3 separate regions of the Mus musculus genome follow, and all the other regions are linked to region 1. A link is a loop called in an ENCODE intact Hi-C map of the cell type or tissue named here. Cell type or tissue: heart. All regions are shown on one strand.

What was found. A loop is a pair of places that touch in the nucleus more often than their neighbours do. Peaks named below come from ENCODE experiments on the same cell type or tissue, not always from the same donor. Only the 100,000 strongest peaks of a DNase experiment are listed, where the experiment ranks them.
Region 2: a loop joins it to region 1, with 5 times the contacts of the local background. A loop is called at or near these places in 4 of 42 quality-filtered maps.
Region 3: it touches region 1 in a loop (8-fold over the local background); 4 of 42 quality-filtered maps call a loop at or near these places.

What each region holds. Positions count from the first base shown.
Region 1 is chr3:144,203,025-144,211,024 of GRCm38, reverse strand. Lmo4 (LIM domain only 4) reads left to right here and starts at 5,770. Exons shown (of 5, transcript NM_010723.3): 1 at 5,770-6,205. In heart, a CTCF peak has its summit at 3,268; DNase peaks (open chromatin) are centred at 5,454, 5,804 and 6,124; H3K4me3 peaks cover 3,414 bases; H3K27ac peaks cover 3,411 bases.
Region 2 is chr3:142,760,900-142,768,899 of GRCm38, reverse strand. It overlaps Gtf2b (general transcription factor IIB), which reads right to left and starts at 3,653. Exons shown (of 7, transcript NM_145546.1): 1 at 3,612-3,653. The coding sequence starts at 3,628. In heart, no CTCF peak of the experiment used is centred here; a DNase peak (open chromatin) is centred at 3,729; H3K4me3 peaks cover 2,507 bases; H3K27ac peaks cover 1,466 bases.
Region 3 is chr3:145,114,384-145,122,383 of GRCm38, reverse strand. It overlaps Odf2l (outer dense fiber of sperm tails 2-like), which reads right to left and starts at 3,795. Exons shown (of 17, transcript NM_001162538.1): 1 at 3,602-3,795. It overlaps Gm40163 (a long non-coding RNA gene), which reads left to right and starts at 3,971. Exons shown (of 2, transcript XR_867692.2): 1 at 3,971-4,041; 2 at 5,269-5,562. In heart, no CTCF peak of the experiment used is centred here; a DNase peak (open chromatin) is centred at 3,823; H3K4me3 peaks cover 1,900 bases; H3K27ac peaks cover 1,877 bases.

The DNA.
Region 1 (8,000 bases):
TCACTGGAGTGTCACGTGCAGTCTTCCCAGCCATGAGTTATAGTCAATAATTCACCCCCTGACTGGACTGATAACAGGCAGATACTCTAATAATGTGTAGGATTTACTACCGGACACCAGCAGTAAGTAGGAATTCCAGTGCGGTGGGAACTGTTATCTCAGCGGAGAGAAAGCAATAAGAATGGGGGTGAGCCATGTGGGTGCGATGTTGGGATGTTTAAACCCTATGATCTGAACAAACATATCTTCAAGGTAGTGTTGTTTAAGTTAACGTTGGCTTAAGCGAACTGTTTCCATGGTATTGTTCTATAATGACTCTGCCTGGCCTTATTGTCAGAGAACACAGCAGATGGCTCTGTAGAAATGCAGAAAATAAAGTCAATTGCACTATTCGGTTCTTCCCCTAAGTTCGAGAATGGCTTCACTTGAATATTTCATTCTAAAGAAAATTTCTTGTTTTGTTTTTGTTTTTTTTTTTTTTAATCACCTTAGACTAAAAGTCTGAAATATATTTCCAGTGACTTCTTATCATACAGAGAGATCAACAAATTCGCTTTCTCTGTCAGAATGTTCTGAAGCTGGAGAAGGAGCGGTGGTGATTCATCAAGAACAATTTTATTATGAAATTTGATTTATGTTGAGAAATATAAGTGATGACGTTATAATGCGTGCCTCTGCATGGAGGGAACACATTTTAGCCAATTGAGTTATCCAATTTTATTATTTTAAAAAATCCATATCTGGTTGTTCTTTTTTTTTATTCGAAAAAATTTATAGTGCTATATAGAGTAGAAATGTGTGTTTTTCAAGTCCACAGACAGCTATGGATTGTACTCCCCTAATTCCAACAGAGTCATTCATTACTATGAATAAATATTCTCATATTTTCATCAGTTTCTTTGGTGAGCAAATAGAAACTAGTATTATATTTAAAACGACACATTTCATTATAAAACTACAGAGTAAAAAAAAAACTTAATTACATCAAGACTATAATTAAAAATGACACAGAAGTTGCAGTTTAGATTGCTCAAGATTTCTGAATTATTAGCCTTCCTTTTTACCAAAAACAGAGATAACAAAAGGTAAAATGAATTACATTGTATGGTTTTAGTTCCTTTTTCAATAAGTAGCCGTTTCCTTTGTCTTGGGGAGGTGGTAATTGATTTTAAATAGGATCACTGTTTTTGACAGAATGTATAATTTTAATATACTCAGTAGTAGTGACTCAGGTACATACACATTGCCTCATGTATACACTGGTTTTTGTACCTATTATTAATTAAACAATATAAATAATTTTATGGTTGGGGTCACCACAACATGGGGGACTTTAAGAAGGTTGAGGGCCACTGCTTTAGAAGGTCTGAGGGAGCACACGGTAGACTCAGGCAAATAGTCTGTTAATTGCTTTGCAGAATATCACTTGTGCTTGGAGATTGTTGACCGACTTACATATGTCTGGAGACATCGTCACTTCAAAGAAATCGTCACTAAGGCCATATTCCTAAATGAAGATTTACCAATAGATTTGGGGTGTAGTTAAAGTTCTGCTCTCCTTATAAACACCAACATGGGGGAAAAGGGTCTTTTTATTTATTTTTAACCATTCTAATTAAAGTTGACTGGCGTGAAAATAACCCATGCCTGCCCCTTTTTCCCCATCACCTTTCCCACCTTCCCTGTCACTGCTACGAGCTTCACAATGTCCTGACAAAACAGAAAAATTAAAAGCAACTTCTATCTTCAATTATGTGTGCAATTACAACAGTCTCAGTGCTGTTTCAACATGGCCACTCTCGTGTTTTCTTCAGCCATGTTCTGTTTCATTTCAATAAAAATCAATTTCTTCACTATGGTTTTAATTTCCTCATAAGATACACGTTAGGCTAGGTCTTTCTATCTAAAACTAAGTAGCATAAATAATTAAATAATTCGGTGGGATAGTTACCACATATAATCACTGAGAGTTTTTTTTTTTTTTTTTTAAATGCTGGAATAAAGCAACTGCTTCTTTTATCACGTGAAACAGTTCTTTCTCACCCCTCCCTTTCCTTCTCTTTCTTTCAAAACAGTTCGTTTTTGAGACAAAAATCTCATGTGGCTTAAGCTGTCTTGGACTTTTCTACACAGCCGAGGATGACCCGGAGTTTCTGATTCTCCCATGAGCTCCTTCTGAGCCGCAGGACCGCAGGCGTGCGCTACCACACCCGGTACGAGACTCCGGATCATACCTGCGGTACCAACGCTCGACCAACTGAGTTATATTCCCTAGTTCCCGCCTTGCTTTTCCCTTCTTCCTGTTTTCATTCCTCTTCTTTCCCCTTTTGAGGGTCTTGGTGGCTACAAATTTCCCAGGTCAAGCGGTCTTCCTTCCTCAGACTCCCAAGTGTCTGGGATAATAGGCACGGATGAGCAGTATCAAAACCTGTTCAGTTTTAACTCCTATTCTTACAAGCTTCAGCGTTCCTGGGTCCTAGTTACTGCACTGTGTGCCGCACACCCAGCCTAGAGAAACGCAACCCACCAGCTAGTCTACCTTAGTGTTTAGTTCCCTCACTATGGCAACTCTACTGGACCTTTGGAGTTCTAAGGATCTCTCTGATGGCAGAGTAATGGACAATCATCCTTGTAAAATGTCCTTTCTAAACAGCCTCCAATCAGAAACCAGCTTTGCACTGGCCTTCTAAGGGCACAATCTCTTCTCCTTTTCCTCATCAAAGAGCTAGATGCTTATCTTCAACTCCTGCCTATAAAGTCCAGGAGTAAGACCTTAGTTGAGAAGATGAAGTACAGAAAAATAATTTCAGGGCAAGTAGGGAAAGCAAAGGCTTTATCTGGGATCCATTCGGCTCCTATGTTGAATAAAGCCCCTGAAACGGGTTGTGTTTCTTTAAAAAAAAAAAAAAGTACCGGAGTTGTATGTCTCATTTTAGATAACTGGCTGAATGGTGACATCAGCAGGTCTTCCCAGGCCAACAGACACAATGCAACAGTATTCGGAATGAGTTAATTTTACTTTACATTACAATGATTTCTTGGAGCTATTTTTATAATGGTCTGAACACTTGTATTATATGTACCCTTCTCCAGCAGGGACTTGTATAGCATTTTTGAGTGTTTAGGATCACTGAAATCAGACTGGCATTGGTTTTTCTCTCAGTCCAGGCGCTTTTGAGAATACAGAGGGGAATCTTGCTGCTACCTGGAAGAGACAGGGATGTTTGGAGAGTAAAGGATGCAGAAATAAAGACTACCCAGAGGTGGCGCTGTGGTTAAAGTACACCTGAATTTTGATTACAGTGACTGCATTCCCTTCCTACTCCTCAAAGATGTTAGCCTCTACAACCTTTGAGCTTCTGTAACCACAGTGAAGCAAGATTTCTGGTAATATATCCCCGCCCATTCCACTTTACTGGAGTGTGTGTGCAGACTTCACACACAATCCGAATCAAAACACTAAAACCACCTCTAAAAGTTTAGGCCCCGGGGTAGCCTGGAGACAAAAGTTCAAAGTCCCATCTTTCCGACCCTTCCCCTTTCCTTCCCTCCACAAAGACCACCCAGACCCTTAGAGAGTCATTTAGTGATACCTGAGCACATTCCCCCTTAATTTACAACATTTCATTTTAGAATTACATATTCATTTTCATGTTCATACTTTAGGAAATACCACAACTCACCATGATTCTGTATGATATGTGTGCTGGTTTTTGTTTTTGTTTTTTTTTAAATCATTTTAAAGGAAAAGAAAATAAAGACCTTTTTTTTTTATGTACAATAAGGGGCTTGTACAGGTATGGAAATCTTCCCATATGATGTATTTTAATACAACAGTAGCCATGAAGATCTTGTGCAGGCCCGAAATCTCAGAGGGGAAGCAGAAGTATATCTACTTCTGCATCTGGTCTTAAAAGCAAAAAATCCCTGATTGCCTAGTTTTGATTGATTTAAATTGTAATGAGTCAGAGATGAACCCAGATATTACAATGTCTTATATCTTAAAGTGTCCTCTCCTCCTTTGAGGTTATTGTTTTGCTTTGCTTTGGGTTTTTTGTTAGGACAAAATAATAATAATAATAAAAAAACCTCTTTCCTAAATTGGTCTGTTTTCATCATGACCTTCTGCAGCTGTTGTCTGTATAGGACATTCCAATTATTATCACGTTGATTTTTTTTTAATAAAAAAGCTTTTAAGGTGAATGATCATAAGAACACAACGTTAAATACAAATCCATAAAAATAATTTTTAACTGTAGCATGTTAGGAACTCAAGGAGCTAGAATCCAGAAATGAGTATTTTTAACTGGTATTAAAACCACCCTCTTCCTGGTTTCATAGGCAATATTTATTCCTTTGCCCTAATTTTGGCAGTTTAAAGAACCAAAATTCTGCACACAGCTGCTAGGACTGTAGATTTTTTGCCTGATTTTTCTTCAACTTCCTTTCTTCCAAGCTTCTCCCACAAGACTGGTTTTAGTTAATGATACTTAGCAGTACAGCTTTGCACTTCCATGATAATTTCCAACAGAAAAATCTCTCTGGAACTTACTATTAATAATCAACCCTAGTATTAACCTCAGATCGGAGATTTATTAAACCTATTTGGCAGAGTAAAGTTGAATAACTTGATGTTCAAGGATCCAGGCTGAGCTCTGGCCCTGGAAAGAGGCTCTGAAGCTAGCTAGCATTCCTCAAATCTTGGTTTGTACAAGAAACGACTAGTCTTTTTTCAGGGTCGTGAGCTAGCAGCAGGTCTGGCAAATGCTCGCATCGCTTTAGGGGGCTACGAGGGAGCTAGCATCACACCCTCTACACTGAAGCAGAATGGTGAGCAAAAAGCTTTGCCCATAAAGTTTCCTTCATCTCTGAAAACCAGGGTGTGATTTGCATTCACCAGCAACTGACAAGCATCTATGAAATGCCTCCTCCTTCCAGTTTACACTGGGGTTAATGGGAGCAAGATGGGGTTAAGCTGGCAGTACTTAGGTAGGAACTACTTCCCACTTTGCTTAAGGTTTTGAAATCTGCAACCCGAAGAATTAAACAAAACACCCGCTTTTGCACCTCCCTCCGGCAGAATGAATCCTCTACCCTAACAGGAAGAGACCCATTTCTGGGAAAGTAAGTTTCCCGAGGGTCTGTTCTCTGAGCCAGGGAAGGCGATCCCCGAGGCCCTGCGGGGGCGGGCTCCACGCGTCCTCGCGCGCTGGGCAGGCAGGTGTGGTCCTGAGCCTGGGCACGCGCTCGCTGGCCGCGTCCCCCGCGCCACCCGGGTCCCTTCTCGTGCCCCGACCCCGGGCCCCCCCCGCCTTCCCGGGCCCGGCCGGCTCAGCCGCCCGCCTCGCTCCCCGCCCCCCGAGTCTCGTTTCAGTCACCCTTTGTCCTTCCCCGGATTGGCAGGTTTTATTATTCCGCCTGAACAATCCGGCCGCCCAGTGGCTGAGGGTCGCTGACGTCGGCGGCAGAGCCGGGGAGTAGTTGGGATTCTGCTCTGTCAGTAACACATGTGTAAGCGCCGCCGAAGGAGCGAGCGAGCCGGCTAGAGGCCCGCGCCGCCGCCTCCTCCGAGCCGGGCAGCAGCAGCGGGGCAGCCGATCGGTCCAGCGCTCCCGGCCGGCCCGCAGCTCCCCACTCCGTGCGTCCTCGTACCGGCCGCGGGACCGAGCCTGCACCGCCGCTCCCGGGCCGCAGGTCGCGGGAGGGGGGAGCTCGGCCGAGCCGCCGGCGGCCCCGAGCGGGCGGGCGGGCGGGAGGAAGGCGGCGGCGGAGGAGGAGGAGCGCGGGCGCGGCGGGGGCGGGGGCGCGTACAAAGTGAAGCCACATTGCCAAACTTGCAGCCGCGATTGCAGCAGTGGCTGCTGCTGCGCCGCGCGGGCCCGGCCGAGGGAGCCTGCAGCTGCTCGCGCGCAGCCGGGGGCTGAGGACCGGGACCCTCGGGCTGAGACTTGACACTTCTTCGCCGGGCCGCCTGCCACTTAGCGTGGGGCTCCCTCTACCCGCCCCAGAGCCACGCGATTAAAAAAAAAAAAAAAAAAAAAAGCAGCCCTTAGCCCCCTCCTCCCCTTTCCTGCTTCTGCGAGAACTCCCTCCCTCCCTCCAGCTCCGCCAGCCCCAGCGCCCCTGCCCTGGAAGCCGAGCGGCTCCGCTCGCATTTCGCCGCCGCCGCCGCCTCTCGCAGTGTTGCAATATAGGGGAGAAGCAGGTAAGGGGGTGGCTGGGGACGCCGCGGGCCCGGAGGGGACGAGGGAGAGAGGGAGGGGGGAACTGATCGGGGCCGGGGCTGTTTTCTTTGGCTTCCTTCCCTTGACCGTCCCAAATTGCAAGTAAACAATACGTCGCCTTAGATAATGCGTGAGTCTGAAACTACCGGAGGCCGGCCTGCGAGCTAGCAAGGAGGGCAGCCCCGGGCCGCCAGCTTTGTAGCGGTTCCTTGCTTACAAAAGGGTTCTTCTTGGAGACGGGGCTGGTGGGGACCCTGGAGAGGGCTGGGGGCAGTTCCAGTTCCTAAAGGAAAGGCAGGGGCTGCTCAGATGAGAAGTGGTGTGTGCGTGGGTGGGGGCGATAGTCAAGACCCCCCCCCCAACACTGTTTGAAACAGGGAACGAAAAGCTCTAAGTGACCAGGAGCTGGCATTGCTGATTCTTTTAAAAAGAATTCCTCTTGGCTTATAAGTCTTTTGTTCCAATCCAGGAGAAATCCGGTGAATCACCTAATTAAAATCAAGACATGAATTAAGCATCCATTTTTGTACTACAAATGGCCAGCGCTACGTTTGTCCCTCCCTTGGTCTCCATTAAAAAACACCAGAGACGTTGTTAAAGGGGGGCAGATTTTGCCTCTAGCTGCCAGCTCTGCTTTCTATTTCACTGACTATCCCAGGACCTAAATTGCTTGGCTATGTAATTACTAGAGTATAAGCCTATTTAACTTAAAAGCTTTCTTTTTTTTTTTTTCCAACTCTAAATGAAACTTGATGAGGGCCCGTCCTTAGTTATCAGGGGAGTCACTTTCTGGTCAGTCCTCTTGATTCATCTCTTTTAGATTTAATCAGCATTAAGGTATTGCTTGTCCTTAAGAGCTTTAGCTAATGGGGTTACTGGATGCTTTTCTCAGTGTAATGTTTCCTTTTCAAAAAAAATATACATATATATTTACCTCTCACTAAAGATGGGGGTGGGGAGCAGCTTGGAATCTCCTCCCTCCCCCTCCCTTTTAAAAAAGGAATTCGGAGCGATTAAAACGTTGGGGGGGGGCAGTTTAAAGACCTAGGGCAGGAAATGCAGATTCATTTGGGTCAGGGCTGAAATTGTAACAAAAAGCAATTCCTCGAGTAAATGCATCAGAGAAATCAATTTACATAAAGGTATGATGCATTCGGATAAATGCAATGCTAATGGGTTTTAGAGCGGTCCTGGTTCCAGAGTCTCAGGGTTTTGTTACAGCTTAATTGGTGCAGTTCTTATTCTGGTTTATTGTGCGGTCACTGGACACACGTTCCGGGACTCTTTCGGAGGAAATGTGTTTAAAATCGGCCTATTTAAGGAACCAGAGTCCTTCTTTCGTTCCCTCACCCCGGTTCTTTGCAGCAGTGAAGTTGGGCTAGGGACAGACAAAGTTCGCCTTCTCCCTTCTGAGGTATCAGCTGAATGTCTTGAGCAGATAGCTGGGAGCCTGGGAGAGCCCACACTCTCGCCTTACAGAGGACAAAGACAAAACAAGCTGCTTAATTGGCAGTAAATAACTTGATCTTTTTATAGAATAAGTGACTGGAGAAACACTAGGACTTTATTGGACTCCGGATTGGAGGCAACAAATTAATCGGTTTAAGCTAAGCTTTATAAATTGATTCCTATATTCTACTCCAGGAGAGAGAGAGAGAGAGAGAGAGAGAGAGAGAGAGAGAGAGAGAGAGAGAGAGAATGTTTAAAAGCAGTTTTTCGTGACATCAAGACTGGCTTGAATTTAACTTGTGTGTGCCTCAATAGTGCCTCCTCGCA
Region 2 (8,000 bases), 1.4 Mb after region 1:
GATACACAGCCTGAAAGACGAAATCATAGGAAAATAGGCGCAATTGGAAAACAGATCAAGTGAATAAGCCAGAATCACAAAAACAAGGACATCGTGCTTCTCTCCTGTGTGAATTTGTTGTGTTCAAGTTTACATGTGTGCACACACATATGTAGACATGTTACATATGAATATAGGACCTGATAAAAAAGGTGCCGATAAGAGAGAAGGATGTGATTTTAGGGAGGGAGAAAAGAGGAAGAGAGAGGGCAGGAGGGAACACTATTTGGGGTAAGTGAATCAGAAAGAAGATGGAGGCTAGGATAAGTGACTAATAAGTGCAAAGATACTACTGTAAGAATGTAACGATGACATCCGTTATAGCATGTTAATCTAAGAAACTAACTTAAATAGAACAATATAACTTTAAAGCTATCACATTAATTTAGATTTATGATACTATTAACATTAATACTTTTCTTTTTCTTTTCTTTTTATCTGTAGTCCTGTTGGCCTCAAACCCACTATACAGCCCAGGCTGGTGTAAAACTAGGAGTACTCCTCTTGCTTCAGCTTCCTGAAGTGGTGAAATCTCAGGGATGTGCCACAAGGCCCAGCTCATGATATTTTTAACTTTCTTACTTATTTTATCTCAAACAATAAAACAGTTTGAGGAACTTGATTAACCTTAAATGATTTGAGAAAACAAGCTTTTAAAAGTAACAAAGATTCTCAGCAAAATCTTACAAGTTCTCCAAAGGGTGAGTGTTCTTTTAAAATTCACTTACACGATACAATAAACGGTTATATATTACAGTCATGGAAAGCACACACCTAAAACACAAAATCAACTGTTCTTATAGTTAACTATGCTTCTGTGGTTTTGGATCAAGTTTCTCCTGCTAGCTAGTACGATTCAAAATGTTTTAACAACCACATTGTGTTTTATTGACTTATTTTTAAGGATATATTTATTTTTGTCTTATAGGTGTTTTCCCTGCGCGTGTGCAGGTGTACTGCCTGAATGGTTAGTTCCCAGGGATACTTTGGAACTAGTTACCATGTGGGTGCAGGTCTTCTGCAGAAGCAACAAGTGCCCTTCACCACAGGTCTCTCTCCCTAACTACCAACAACTAAGTCACATGGAAAACTGATTTTTAAAAAATTCACTAAATAATCACAGATTTATTTACTTCATTAAAACATATCCTGGAGTCTTCTAATTGGAAAAATGAGAGAGGACAGGAACTGCTTTATACTTGTTCTGCAAACTTGTTAGAAAAAAATAAATCTTAAAAAAATAAAGTATTTCATAAAAATCAAAAAGCTGCAGAAATAAAGTAAAATGTTAGCAAAATAAGAGTGGCTCTCAATAAACAAAGCAGGAAATTAACCTAACAGTATGTTAAGGATTAACATAGTTTGGCACTACTAACAAGTCTATCAAGCCAGCTGTGATGGGACATGTCAGTATTCAGGAAGCAGAAATAGCTAGGCATGCTACCTAGTCAAAGCTACCCTAGGAACTATACATCGACTAGAGTGAGGCTGTCTCAACAGATGGATGGATGGATGGATGGATGGATGGATGGATGGATGGAATAGTAGGCCGAGGGGCTGGGAATCACTGTCAGCAGATAACTGTACATAGGAGTTCCAAGGCAGCTGACACTACAGCCTCAAAGACAAAAGTAGGTAAAGAGGCTGAGAATGGAGCTTAGTGGAAGATGCGTGCCTAGTATATATAAGTCCTGGTTTCAATCCCTAACATTTAAAAGAGGGAAACATGAAAAACTTTGCAGAGTATTTAAATGATACCGCCTTAAACATTATTTATTTATTTATCCAAATTATTTAAATATGAACATTTTGTCTGCATGTATGTCTTAGTGCCTACAGAGACAGAAGAGATGCCCTGGAATTGAGTTAGGAGTTCATGAGTTGCCATGTGGGTGCTGGAAAAGCACCCAGTGTTCCTAACCATGGAGCCCCCTCCCCCGCCCATAAACATTTTGAATGCTCAATGTGCACAACATCCTAAAAGATAGGCACAATCTTCATTTTACAGATCGCAGCCAAAAAGTTATTTACTGACGTCGGAATAAAGAGTGGGCATCAATCTGGACATGTTCTCTTCGAGAACACCAACCAGTGCCAATGCTTAGTGCCTACATGCCGCCCTCAAGGTATGACAAACTCTCAGGCAACTTCTCTCTATTCACACTGCTGGCAAAACTTGATAGCAACAGGAATGACACAGACTTAAGAGCTGGATGAGGGCCGGGCAGATCTACAACCCCACAGTTTTCAAGGTGGAGACAGAAGATTCGAGACCACTAACTCAAAATCAAACACTAGCTGTCCAGAAAAGAAATTAATTTCAAGGGATTTTTTTAAGTGAAGAAAAGTTTAAAAACTGTAACCAGTGATTTTACTATGTGTACTATTTAAACACTACAACTTGTGTTTCAAGAATACAGGAGTTCCTTTTCCCTAAGATGGTAAGCTGTGCCTACATATGAACACATCACCCATGGGAAATTTCAATAGTATTTGGGGAAGCTGAAGGTTCCTATGTCGCTACAAGGAAGCCTTACGTGACAAAACCACACCCAGATGGAATGATTAAATCATAATTAATCTAATTAAATCATAAAATCAGTAAACAAGATTGCCCATTGCTTCCACGCAAGAAGTTCACGAGGCTTCCTATGCCCACCTCCCACTTTTTATAATAAACAGCAGACTTGGAGGTTCCCAGAAAGGCCAAGTTTCTGTAAATAATGGCTTCCCCCGGTGACGTTTACCAATTCCACACATAGTAACCACCTCCGAAAAAAAAAAAAAAGTGCCAAAAGAACAGAACTTAATTTGATACTTTCTGTACATTCTGTGTTAACTGGAGACCAGTGGACGGATAATCAGAATAGGTATAGTGGCCCGCGAAAGGTCAACACGCTGGCATGACTCAGTTTACACATATGCCAGTATACTAATATCTACCTCATAGTGGTTACAAGAGATATAATTAGGGTCTGCAAAGCATTTTGGAGGTCACAAGATTAAAGGCTGTCTCTGCGGTCACAACACGCATTTCCTGTAGATATTAAGCAAACTACGTTTTAAAAATACATTTAAAATGACTTCCAGCATATGTAATTAATTTTCTGCAGACAGCATCTCCTTCAGAGTACGCAATGATACTTTTCGGGGTGGGGACAGGGGGTCTTTTAGGAGAATGAATCAAGTCTCCGTATGTGCTTTCGTTTCCACTTCTGGGGGGGCCATTGGGCTAGCGACCCTTTGCCACCAGACAACCAATGCTGACGTTTCTCAACTTTGCGGTTGTCAGATCGATAGGGACCTGGAACGTCGCTTTTCCAGCTCTTCGGAAACGGGGTTTCAGCCCCCTCCGGCTGGATGGGCCGTAAGGGAGAAAATACACAGAAAACATCAACATGACACAAAGACGGTTGAAGGGTCCGGAGACGGAGGCCGGGGCCGTGCGGATCCGCAGGGTCAAACCCGGGCGGCGATGACTCAGGTGGGTAAGGGACACCCGCGGCGGCCTTCTGGAGGAACCTGGGCCCCGCGATGCCCTGCTCCACTCGCTCCGAGGCCGTTGCACTCACCGGCTGGTCGACGCCATCTTCGCGGCTCCGCCAACAGCTCCGTCCGAAGCAGGAAGCAGCACTGGCTCCTAGACGCCCCGAGCCGGGCTTTTATGCGCGAGTCGCTCGCGCGCACTCCGCGCGGCTACGGGTCGGGAGGAGGGCTAAAAAGCGCTCGGTCCTTGACGACGCGGGCTGTGTACTTCCTGGTTGTCTCCGCTGCTGCTGCGTGGCTCCCGGCTGCTGGTTGATTGGCAAAATCTTCAAAGCCTGGCGGGATAGCACACCCCTTTGATCTCCGGAGGCAGAGGCTGGAGGATCTCTGTGAGTTTAGAGGAACCTGATCCACACAGGGTGCTCCAGAACAGCCAGGAGGAGGGAGAGAGAGATAAAGAGAGAGAGACAGACAGACAGACAGACACAGACACACACAGTCTCAAACAAATCAAAACAAAAAATCAACCCAAGAAGACTCAGAATGTGCTGCGCCTGAGCTAGCTCTCAAACAGAGGAAATTAAAATGGGAGTTGCCTCCTCGGGTGATACTCTCAAGTATTCCTGCACCAAGAAGGTAGGAGGATCTGGAGTTAGACCTCGTCTCAAACAAAAAACACCTTTAAATAAACAAACACACAAAATAACCAACACACAAGGAAACCAGGTTGGTTGAAAGGGGCAAAGCGCTCGCACCAAATTCCTTTCCTTTATTTTCAAGTCAGTTTTCCCTATCTGATTGAATGTCTCATTTGCCCTGACTAAAGAATTTGGAATAAAAAGAGAAATTAGTTGTTGTCTTCAGGAGTAGGTATCAATTCAAGCTCTGTCATTGGCCAACATGATTCAAAGTTCCTACATGTCCTTTATCTCAACAGTGTAGGCATGGAGGGTATCTGGCTCACAAACCCTTCTAGAATTGCAAGAGACAGCCCTGCTATGACCCATGTTGTTGTTGTTCCCCAATCATCATCGAATATTTGACTGAAAACCGAGTATAGGAAATGTAATAAAACAGCTAACGTCTATACAAGGGCCTCACAAGGCAGGTCTTGGGGGTCACCCTTGTAATTCTAGAAGTTAGGGTGCAGAGGTGGGAGGTCATGAATCCCAAGCCAGCCTGACCTGCAGAACAAGACCTTGTCTCAGCTCCCGTCCTCTTACCTTAAGGCAACAGTGCTACTTTCTTGTAAATAAACCATTCCCAACAAAGTCTGAATTAAGGTAACTGCAAGTTGGGTGTCTTCCACTGAGATGAAAACTCAGTAAGCATTTTATTTGTTAATGGAAATCAAATGCCATTAAGCAGACATTTGTTGAAGTGGGAATTTCTGGTTTTGTTAGGGACTCAGTTGTATCATGTGATGTTTTTCTGGAAACTGTCTTATGTAACGGTGTTTTGCCGAGAACAGGCGCAGGGTGTTTTTCTGAAAACTGCCTAGTGAAAGGGCGTGTGATGTTTTGCTACGGCGGATGCTTGAGGGGACATATGTTTGGAAAGAGCATAAGTATAACCCAACAGACGGCGGACAGTGCTCCTGCAATTGGTTCGCCTTGCTTGATTCGCTGATCTTAGCTTGTTGTGACTTCATAGTGAAAAATGCACCAAAGAACTTATGGTGGTGTTCCAGCGGCTTCTTCCTGCTTCTGTGGACTTGTGCTGATAGGTCGAACCTCATGGTTTCCTCTGGACCTAGCGGCTGCTATGGATTTATGTTTGCCATGTATACTGGACTGGTGTACTGGACTGCTGTTGCTGATTTGGTAGTTTGCTAGTAGACCAGACTGCTGACAACAGAGATTTGAATAGCTCCAAAGAACCATTTCTAAGCATGTCCACAACCCCTATTTCCTATTAACCTTTCTTTTTCCCTAACTCTGGTGGATGCTGGACTACAACAGAGGTTGAAGTCTTAAAGAACCATAATTAAAGAAGGTTTTGAAAACTCTAAGCCTACCCATTCTTTTCAGTATTCTTTTGTTTTTTGTTTTGTTGTTTGTTTGTTTGTTTGTTTGAAAACAGAAATTCTCTGTAGCCTTGGCTGTCCTGGAACTCTGTAGACCAGGCTGGCCACTGAGTCAGAAATCTACCTACCTCTGCCTCCCGAGTGTTGGGATTAAGTGTATGTGCCACTGCTGTCTGGCTGCCAGACATTGTTTTCTCGAGCTGAACAGAAGCTACTAGCTTCCTTTGAAAGAACAAGAGGTGCTGGGAATGTAGATCATTTGGTAGACTGCCTAAAAGACACGAAGGCGTGGGTTCAATCCCCAGCGCTGCAGGGAACGGTTGTGATAGTGCAGACTGCACTGTCAGCACTCAGGCAGGAAGAGCAGGAGCTCACGGTCGTCTTTGGATACACAATGAGTTTGAGGCCAGCCTCGTCTATGAGGAAGCCTATCTGCTGTAAGCACATGATCGATGCCTGTAATACCTTTCTCTAGGAGACCATTTTACACGTGGCCTTTGACTCAGTTTTGAGGGAGGAGAGTGACTGCCACACCTGGTTTCTTTCCACAGTGTGAGAATGTATTGAATAACAGTAAATTAGCAAGGCTCAGTGGTTTCCATGGCAGCAGTTTAGGTGTCATTTAATCCAGCCAGTTCTAATCTGGCCGATGAATGCAGTTTCTCTAGTTCCAACCCCAGCTACTAATGTTAACTATCCTATCGCTGGGGTAACTATCTCTGTATACCTATATGCATATATGTGGCTTAACAGAGCAGCATGTTAAAGCCACTGATCAGAGTTTACACTGCATTCGAAGTAGTCTGCGAGAGAGTCTGTGTTACTGACAAAGCAGACAGAGAGACTTGAGGAAGCTGAAGCTGAATCTGTTCAAGTCAGGGTCTGAGTATGAAGCTGGAGGGTTCCAGATGCTGGGTGAAGGCTGAACTGGGCTGAGGGGAAAATGGCAGGTTCAGGTCCAGATCCTGACAGGTGAAAGGTGAATGAACAGGCCAAATAACAAAGGGTTTGCAGCTGAGCCGAATGGGGGTAGTAAAGAAGTCCTCTGCTTCTTGGTCCTTGGCTTGTATAGCAGGTTATCAGATGGCAGGTTGCTGTGTGGCCATGATGTCAATTTGTTAGGTGTCTGTTGCCTTAAGGGGTCCAGGTAAGGGAGTTATACTCTTTCCTGGGTCTAGTGTGTCTGGGCAGTTCTCAGGCTATGCTTCCCAGATAGGATTTAGTTCACCTATGTGCCCCTACAGTCTCAATTCACCCCATAGTGTATGGAGTAGCTCCTTTTATACCCCAAGGAATAAGTCATTTATCATTCTGTGTTGTCTGGGTAGTTTACAGATCCACCCAGGGGATACAGTCATTCACCTCCAACAAAAGAGACTCCAAAGCTGTGTGTAAATTGGAGTCTCCAAGGGTAAGGCACAGCCCAAGAAAATGCTGTTTACCCAATTATAATGGAATTCCGAGTAGGCTATGCACACATTCTCAAAAACAGTAAAATAAATAATTAATTAATTTTTGAAAAGTATGAATCACACCTAATGGGGGTCCTCTGCCCCCACCCCTAGCAGTAGATGCCAGCACAAAGTAACCCAAAGGTATATTTTTTAGAGTTTTTGGTTGGTTGGTTGTTTTGTTTTTGCTTGTTTTGGTTTCATATAGCTTTGTTAGGGCGTTTCTCCCCTGGCCTTTTGCTTCCATATTATTTTTCCAGTTTTGAGTTTTTATGATATGTGTGTATGTGTGCATGTCTTGGGTTTTTGTAATCTTAGTTTTTTTTTTCTTTTTTTCCTTTTAGTTTGTTCATTTTTGTTTTATCATTGTTTGTCTTTTTAAATTTATTCTTTTTCTGTCTTTGCCCCTCTACTCTCTCTTCCCCTCCTTCTCCCTTCCCCTCCTCCTCTACCTCTCCCTCTTCCTGTGACAAGTTCTCTCTATCACATAGTTCTAACTGTCCTGGAACTCATTGTGTAGAATAAGATGGCCTGGATCACACAGAGATCTACCTGTCTCTGTCTCGAAAATGTTCAGATTAAAGCGGTGGACCACTGCTCCAGGCTGTTTGTTTTCTTGAGAGAGAGAGAGAGAGAGAGAGAGAGAGAGAGAGAGAGCTTGTAGTTGGAAAGGTGGAGAGGATCTAGAGATGACTGAGAGGAAGTCATGATCAGAGTATACTGAATGAAAAATAATTTTACTTTTTGAAAAAGCATGAGAGACAAGAACATAGAAACTAAATTCTGGGTGCGGAATGGGGAAGCCCGTTACCCCACCTCCATCCGTCATGTGTTAGTGCCAAGTTGAAAATCAGACTGCTTCCATGGGATGTTTTCCCTCCTTAAGATTTAGAAGAGTTAGGGGCTGGTGAGATGGCTCAGTGGGTAAGAGCACCCGACTGCTCTTCCGAAGGTCCAGAGTTCAAATCCCAGCAACCACATGGTGGCTCACAACCACC
Region 3 (8,000 bases), 910 kb before region 1:
TTAAATATTTCTCTCTCCACAGGCTGGGATCTCAAGAAAGAATGTCTTATTTAGAGTTGAATCCTAAGCACCTACAAGCTTTGGAGAATTCAGGAATGCCTGGAAAGTATGCAAAGCTTAGCACTCCCAACAAACATGGCCAACGACTGCTTTTCACATATCCAACTCTTGACTGACCTTTCTAGGGGTTAAAAGAAAGATGTTTCTATATTTAGAAGAAAAACTTAAAACCAGCATGAGAGGTTAAGAATCTTCCATTCTTAGAAAATATTTCATAAAATGAAAATCATTTAGCATCAGTAATTTAAGTGAGTTCTCATGTATTGAGTTCTGGGTACTGGTACACATGCCAACACACACACACATACACACATACACTCACACACACTATTCTAAAAATTTTATCACAAATTAGAAAGCAATTTTTTTTTGCTTCATCACCTACAAATATTAACTACATCTTAAATGGTAAAAGTGTGGCAGAAATAGGGACCCGTGGTAGATAATTATCATCTAGACATAATCTAGAACTCTAACAAAGCAGTCTCAATGAGGAACAGCTTTAATTGGGCTGCCTACTGGGTATACCTGTCAGAGGTTTTCTTAGCTGGGCTGAGGTGGAAAGAAACATGCTGGCTGTAGGTGACACTATACCATAGGTTGAGCCCTAAATAAAAGAGAGAGAGCAAAGAGAAGCATGCATGCATGCATTCAGTCTCCCTCCTGTCCTGACTGTGGGTGTGGCTGACTGCTTCAAGCTCCTGCTGTCTTGGCTACAAGGATGAGTGATTACAATCTGAATTGTAAGTCAAATAACTGTTCTTCTCTTAAAAGTGCTCTGTTGAGGCATTTTATCACAGAAGAGAAAGGAAAGCAGGATGGGATCTAAGAAAGACTTCCTCGATATTATCATTCCCAACTCAAAGCAGACAAGTAGGTGAGTGTCACATATTCTCACAGAAGTTATAAGAAGTCATACTCTACGAGACAAAGACTGCACATGTCTGAAGACATCTCACTGTTTTGTGTTATGACAATTCTGGAACCAAAAGTAGATGAACAAATATAATGCTTTCCTTACTATAAAAATGCTTGCCTGCCGAACCAAATGCTACACTTCTCTTTCATTTATAAAATATCCCATCTTTATAAAATATACTCTCATTTCAGTTCACTAAAGGCATTTTTTTCTAATAGAAACTGAGTGTTCTGCCCAAGTTTTCAGTTATGTGCAAGGCATGGCTAACTGACAAACATTGCATTTCTGTACAACTTGTTAGTGACCCATCCTACACAAGTCTGAGCAAATTCGTCACCATCAGTATTATGATTTTTTTTAACCTGTCAAGGGTGATAATGGCATTGCAGATGTAGCTATAACCACAGTATTGTGTTCCATTTTGATCAGTAAGTGTGTTAAGGGATGGATGCTCATGAACAATAGCATTAGAAAAGATCATAGCACCTAGACTAGTTTAGGCAAATGTTGGTTAAAAACTACTCTCCCTGACGAGAAAGCATAGAATTCCATAAGTGTTTGTTTGCTAAACACCAATCCCTGAAAATCAAAATCATGTGACTTCAAACAACAGCATGCAAATTCTATTAAAATAACATCCAAAAATTCAAATACTCAGCAAGAAACAGAAAGTAGATGTAAGAAAGATGCTTTTTCTCTGTATTCTGGAAACTAGTCAAAACTTACCAAAGAGATAATTGCATAGCATTTTAGACTCCACTATGGAAAAAAAAAAGTGAAACTTAGAAATAGATAAGCAAAAATGACCAAAGCAGGAAAACAGATTTCTAAATAAAAGCTATCAAAATGATTGGGTGTGAGTGAGGGAACAGGGTGACATTTATGATTCAGAGAGGTTAATTGAATAAGAATCTGTGGCTTCTGGTCAGCTGGGGCTGAAGAGTCAACAGGAAACCAGCAGCACTGAAACAAAATCTTTGCTTTACAATGGATGCTGGTTGGCCTGAGCTGCAAAAGTAGTTATAATTAATAAGTGACCAGCACTGCTGAGGTGAACTCTTCTGGGAAGCGGTGGTTCAGGGAGGCCAAGGCTGTACCTTAAGTGGTAGCTAAACTTAGTAATGTGTTAGGAGTTTTCCACATGGCTCTGGTTTTCAAGGAGTAAAGGGACCACGGAGAGCAGCTGAGGGTTGACACCGTATGACAGGACTGGAGACCAGCATAGAGGTCAGAAAGCCACCGATGACAGAGCAGCCCCCCATCGTAGTGCAGGCCTCAGGACTGAAGAGGCAATGAATACAAACCGAGGCTTGGAATGATTAGGCAAGGGTTTCTAAGGAAAGCCCAGGAGATGTTATTGGAGAAATGCAGTGGATACACAAGGATTGCAAGTGTCACGGAAAGAAACTGAGGACTGGTACAATGAAAGGACAGAAGAGGCCACTGGTTAAAGATCCCAGGATACTGCAGATGTTAGGACCACGGATGACCATCAAGGACAGCAACAGGGGTGGTTTAGAGTCACGGTGACACACTGAGCAAGAAGTAGAATCCCTGGACTCATCTTACTTTATCCCACCTTTAAACTTAGATGCCATCTGGCCCACTCTGCGGGGCAGCTCAGCAATCTTCACGTTTTTTCCACTTTCTCCTTTTTAAAGTAATTATCCTGAATTAACCAACCTACCTTAAATTTACTTACAAGCCTGAGTTGATCAGAACTGATTTTACAGAACAACCTTGAAGACCTATCTGTTCTTTGTAGAAAGTCATTGCTGAAGCAGTCATAAATGGAGAACTACTAAACCAGAGGGTGGGGGTTGGGGGCATCAGTGGCCTGCAACGGATCGTTTCTATACTCATCCTGACTCCCATTTGTCTGTATGGAGTTAACAAAAGTGACGAATAAATGAGGCTATCTGCTCAGATCTTGAGACGCTCGAAAAGCAAAGACTAAAACTATTAATATACACCAGTTGTAGAATTAGCAGAAAACAGCAATAATAATACTTTGCTATTAAAAATTACAAATATGGCCGGTCTCACCATTAATCAAAGGTATGAAGTAAAGCTTACAAACAGGCACGATTTCTACAGTTTGATCCTTTACCTAAACCAGAGGCACTCGTACCCTCAAACATTTGACACCCTTGTAAGCCATGGCGTGACAGAGAAACTTGGTCTTTAGGGTCACCAATAGCAGCCACCGTTAGGTTAAGGTTACTCAACTGACATATTCAGTGCCAGAGACAGGGGACATGACTCGGGGTACGTCAAGAACTGGACTGGCATCGGGTGAGCTCAAGATTAGGAAAACACTATGTCGGAAACACCCCCAAACCCGGACCCTCGCTCTGCAGGGACCCTATCCCCCGCTAACTTCTCCCCGGCGCCCCGAGACCACACCGCGGGAAGCAGGGGCACAATGTCCGCTTTCCTCTGGGTGACAGTGAGGACCTGAGCACCAAACACATACTGTTCAGGAGGGGTGGGCACCACGGGTTTCACTTCCGGGTGCCTAGGGTCACGCGCGGCCCGCCCTCAGAGCCCACCCCAGACTCGCGCCCGCCCGCCCGTCCGCCCGTCGCCCTGACGTCATCCCCCGCCGCCGCCACTACCTACAATGGCCGGAGGCCTCTCTGAGGCCTGCCCGGCCCTGGGTCACTGCAGCAGGCGGAGAGTGCAGAGAGAGTAGGAGGCCAGAGGGAAGGGCAGGGAGCGCGGGGAGAGAAGCTGACGAGTCACCAGAACAGGCAGCGGCGGCCTGAGCGCGTCCACCTTGGAGCTCAACGTTGCTAGTAACCGGCCTGCGGTTTCTGTGGAAACGGACGCCCCGCCCTCATCGGCCCGCTCCGACGCAGCTAATTGGTCGGGAGCTCTAGAGCGCGAGCGCCGTTCCTGCTGTGATTGGAGGGAGTGAGGGGGCGTGGCCGGCGGGGGGTTGTCTCTGCTCTGGTTTCTCTAGTGAGATTTTTCAAAAGCTTTAGCTTTGAGAAAAGGCGTAGCTTTTGTGCGTCGCTGACCGAAAATCTCAACCGCTCTCATCCTAGCAGGGAAGGAAGGTCCGTTCCGAGTCTCTTGACACTGGATCGAAAAATGACTTCCCTGCTTTTGCCCTTTTTTGTAGCTAGGATTTGAAAAAACCCAAGACAGAAAAACCTTTCCAGTGTATGGCATTATCCCCCACAGGAGTTTTTCTTCTTTAAAAACATAGTCAGCAGGTTCTCCAAAATGTCGTTCAAGTCCTCCTAAGTCCTTAGATAAAGCTGCTGTGCTTTCTAAACTGCTGAACCGGCCAAATGAGATCTTGGTAGGACCTAGTAGTGGTTTTTTGTTTGTTTATTTTGTTTTGTTTTGTTTTCCTTATGAGATTTTGGGAGTTTTGTCATTGTTCTTGGAATGTTTTCATGCACCTCCCAGGTGTAGTAGATAGGAGTGAGTTTACGTCCGAGTTTTTGTACAACTGGCTATTATCCATTTATTTGCCTCTATGGGAAACAAACAAACAAACATGTTTTTGCCGCGTGCACCTTGTCCTTCTTATATACTCAAGTGACCTTTCTTAGCACTCAGGGTATACACTGTCTGATGCTCTGAATAAAGTTGGCTATTGCATGCGGCGTTAGTCTGCCTCGTTCCTCCGCTCCACTCCCTCAGGTTCCACCACAGGAAGAGATATAAAAATGAACAGCATATCGAAGCAGCGCATACTTCTAGTAGATAGAGTAAAATGGTAGCTATGGGAAATGTCAGCTAGGAGCTGAACTGTCGGCCCTTCAGTATGGCTAGTACAAGCTCTTCAGAGCCAGATGCTGTGCTTCTTAGGGAGTTTCCATAGGGAGCTGTTCGCCTAGGTGAGGAAAATGAAAATACATGTTTATGAAATATTCTATAAGAAAGTCATAAATAGCAAGTTTGTTTATAATAGCTAAAAATGGCAAGTAGATTGAATGTTTACCAGCAGGAAAATTGATTACATATTCAATACAATGGAATGATATTCCACAGTCAAAAACAACAAGCCACTTCAATATGCACCTTCTGCATAAGTAGCTTGAAGCTCTTCTCTCTGTTGCCTGGGACATTCAATATGGACATGCTGGGTACATGAGCAGCCATGGATAGACTGGTAATAGACGTCTTAATTCAGCCTTGTATAAGAAAGTAGCGTAGGCTGAGTTGTTTAAAGAACAGAAACATATTTATCACATTTCTAGAATCTCAGAAGACCCAACTCAAGAATCAACCAATCTGGCTGCTAGTGAGTTGTCTGTTCCTAATGCTTACAGATGGTTGGAAGCCTCCTTGCTGTATTCTCACTTGAGCAAGAAGCAAGATCTCACCTACCTCCTGTAAGGACACAGATCTCATCATGAGGACTCTACTCCTGTAACCCAATCAGCCTGCCAAGGCCTCCACTCCAAGTGCCTACACACTGAGGGTTAGTGGGAGGAAGGGACACACTCATTCCACAGCAGGGAGCTGCATGCTACTCCTCCCTGGAGAGTGATCGTTCTCTGAAGGCAATTCTCCAAGTACTGACTTAATTGTGGAAAATAAAGATTTTTATTATCTTCCCACTATCACTTCTCAGCATATTTAATCATATATGTAAGCTGCTTTTACCTGATTATGGCTGTCAAAGAATGGTAGGTAAATGCCAAAAGAGGTTTTTGTAACTGAAAGCAGAAAAGGTGGGAGTTTAAAAATAAAAACATGTAATTTTAGATACTGGAACTTCAATATATTGACTTTCTCCTCAGCCTAGTAAGTAATTTACAATGCAAGAGTCATTGCTACGATGTTATAACAATGCAAGAAGAGATAAATCACGAATGTCACATGGTTTATGACATAAAAACTCATTCTTTTATCCTTGAATGAAAAAGGATAAAATGATCCTTGAAGTCCTCTCCCCAATTTAGCAGTTGTCCAAAACTATCACTTTACAAAGAAACTAACATTTTGATATTTTAAATGTTTGATTTTGACCTAGATGTGTCTGTCACTGCCTTTTTCTAATTATTGTATTTAATAAACAACTATAGTGTTACATGAAAGAATTAATTAGATTTCCTATCTATGTAACTATAAGAATTCCTATTCAAATCAGTCCCATTGCTTTCTTTTTTAAATCCCCCCTTTTTTTTTTGTGCATGTATCTGTGCATGTGGACAGGTAGAGGCCATGATGGTGGAGGCAGGACAGCTTTCAGGAGTGGGCTATCGCCCTGGGCTCTGCTGAGGCAGGGCCTCTCTCTCCATGTTCACTGCCCATAATGCACCTCAACCCCCAATTGACACTCTCTTGCAGCAGGTGGTTTCTTGCACTCCCTTGCCATCTCCCTGGCCCAATCCAGCTATAGTCTAACTAAAAGAGCACTGTAAAAAGCTCTGTGATAAAGGAGACATGTTAAGCATTCTTAAGCTGTTCTCGGTCTCTCTTGGGAAACAGAAAAAACTTACAGAGGATGCAGTGAGAATTGCTGAGTAATAAGGAATAAAGAAAAGCAACCAAAGCTGCTGCCTACGCTGTTAAAATAACCACAGTAGTGAGTTATTCAAGAAAACTGGAAAAAGATAAAAGAAGAGAAAGAAAGCATATCACATGTAGTGTTAGAGTCTGCAGGATACAGGAAACCTTGGCTGTAACCAGTTAGAAGGAAAAGAGATTTGCACTCATCAGCCACAGTAAAAATAAAATAAAATAAAATAAACCTTGGTGTTTTATATCAGATTCAGAAAGGGAGAAATAGAAATGAGTTGGCCTGAGCTTTGAAGTGCCACCACTGGGAAAGCAGGGATGAGGCAACTAAGGGGACGAGGGAAAGTAAGAAGTCACCAACCCAAGGATCCCATGTGCCTCTTCTGCTAATTCAGAATAAAAACACAATCAGAACCTGAAGTTGCTTACAGAGATGGTGGCTGCTCACCTAAGACAGCAGCTGGCCTCTGCTTCCATCCCCACCCATGGGTTTCTCTGGCCCGTTGTCCACACAGCACCTAGAGTGCTCCTGATAAGGGAGCAGCACAAAGCCACAGCTTTCCCATATCATGAACTGCAGTCTATGCATCTGGCCTCACAGGATCAGTGCCTCCCAAGTTCCCCCATGCCACAGTGCCCTCTAGCCTTGAGACCTCTCCACTCCTCTCAGTCCTATGCATCCCTGTCCTTCCCTCCAGTTGTAGCAGGTCTCAGGCCCCATCTCTCCTATAAGACACTTCTCTCAGATATCGGCATGATTATCTGAGACTCGCTAGGATAATCATGAGAGTATCATGATTCGCTAGCCTGATAATCCTACCAGAAGGCTTTCATGGACCACCTAATACAAGTCTGCATTGCCCAACTTCCACCTGTTCCTCTCTCCTTAGCCCTCCAGCATTCCCAACTAGATGCCGAATTTTATATGTTATCTCTTCCATTTTCTTCTGGAGAATGGAGATCTCATGAAAGGAAGACTATGTAGTAATTGACTGCTGTCACTCATCGCTAACAGTGACTAGGTCTGGTAAGAACCTGCCGTTAACAGTTTCAATAATGCCAGCAAATTTTATTTTTAACGAACAAAAAGGATTTATGGGAGCAATTCCCTGCATTAATGAGACTCATCTCTGAGAGTTACTGACTGGAAGCTATGTGTTGAAAATTACTAGAAAATGAAAGACGTTGAAAAGACTAATGTGTCCATTTAAAAGGAAAACAAGTACACTGACTTTGAAGTATGGTTTTAGTAATGTAGAAGTACACTAAGGATAGAGTTTTATGGCAGACAGGAGAGCTGGCCCCACCCCTCACTGGCTGCAGCAGTTAGGAGACCAGGAGAGCAGGACTTGACCTCACCTGGGCAGCACAGCAGAGCAGCTGGAGCTGAAAGTATAATGTAAAAACAAAATTCTAGGCCTTTAGGCCCAGGCTTGGGAATGTGACCTCTGTGACTCAATGCTCCAAGGTATGCTAATCATAAAACAAATAGCGACATTCCTCCACCCACCCGCTTCCTGGGTTCAAAGAGTGTCCA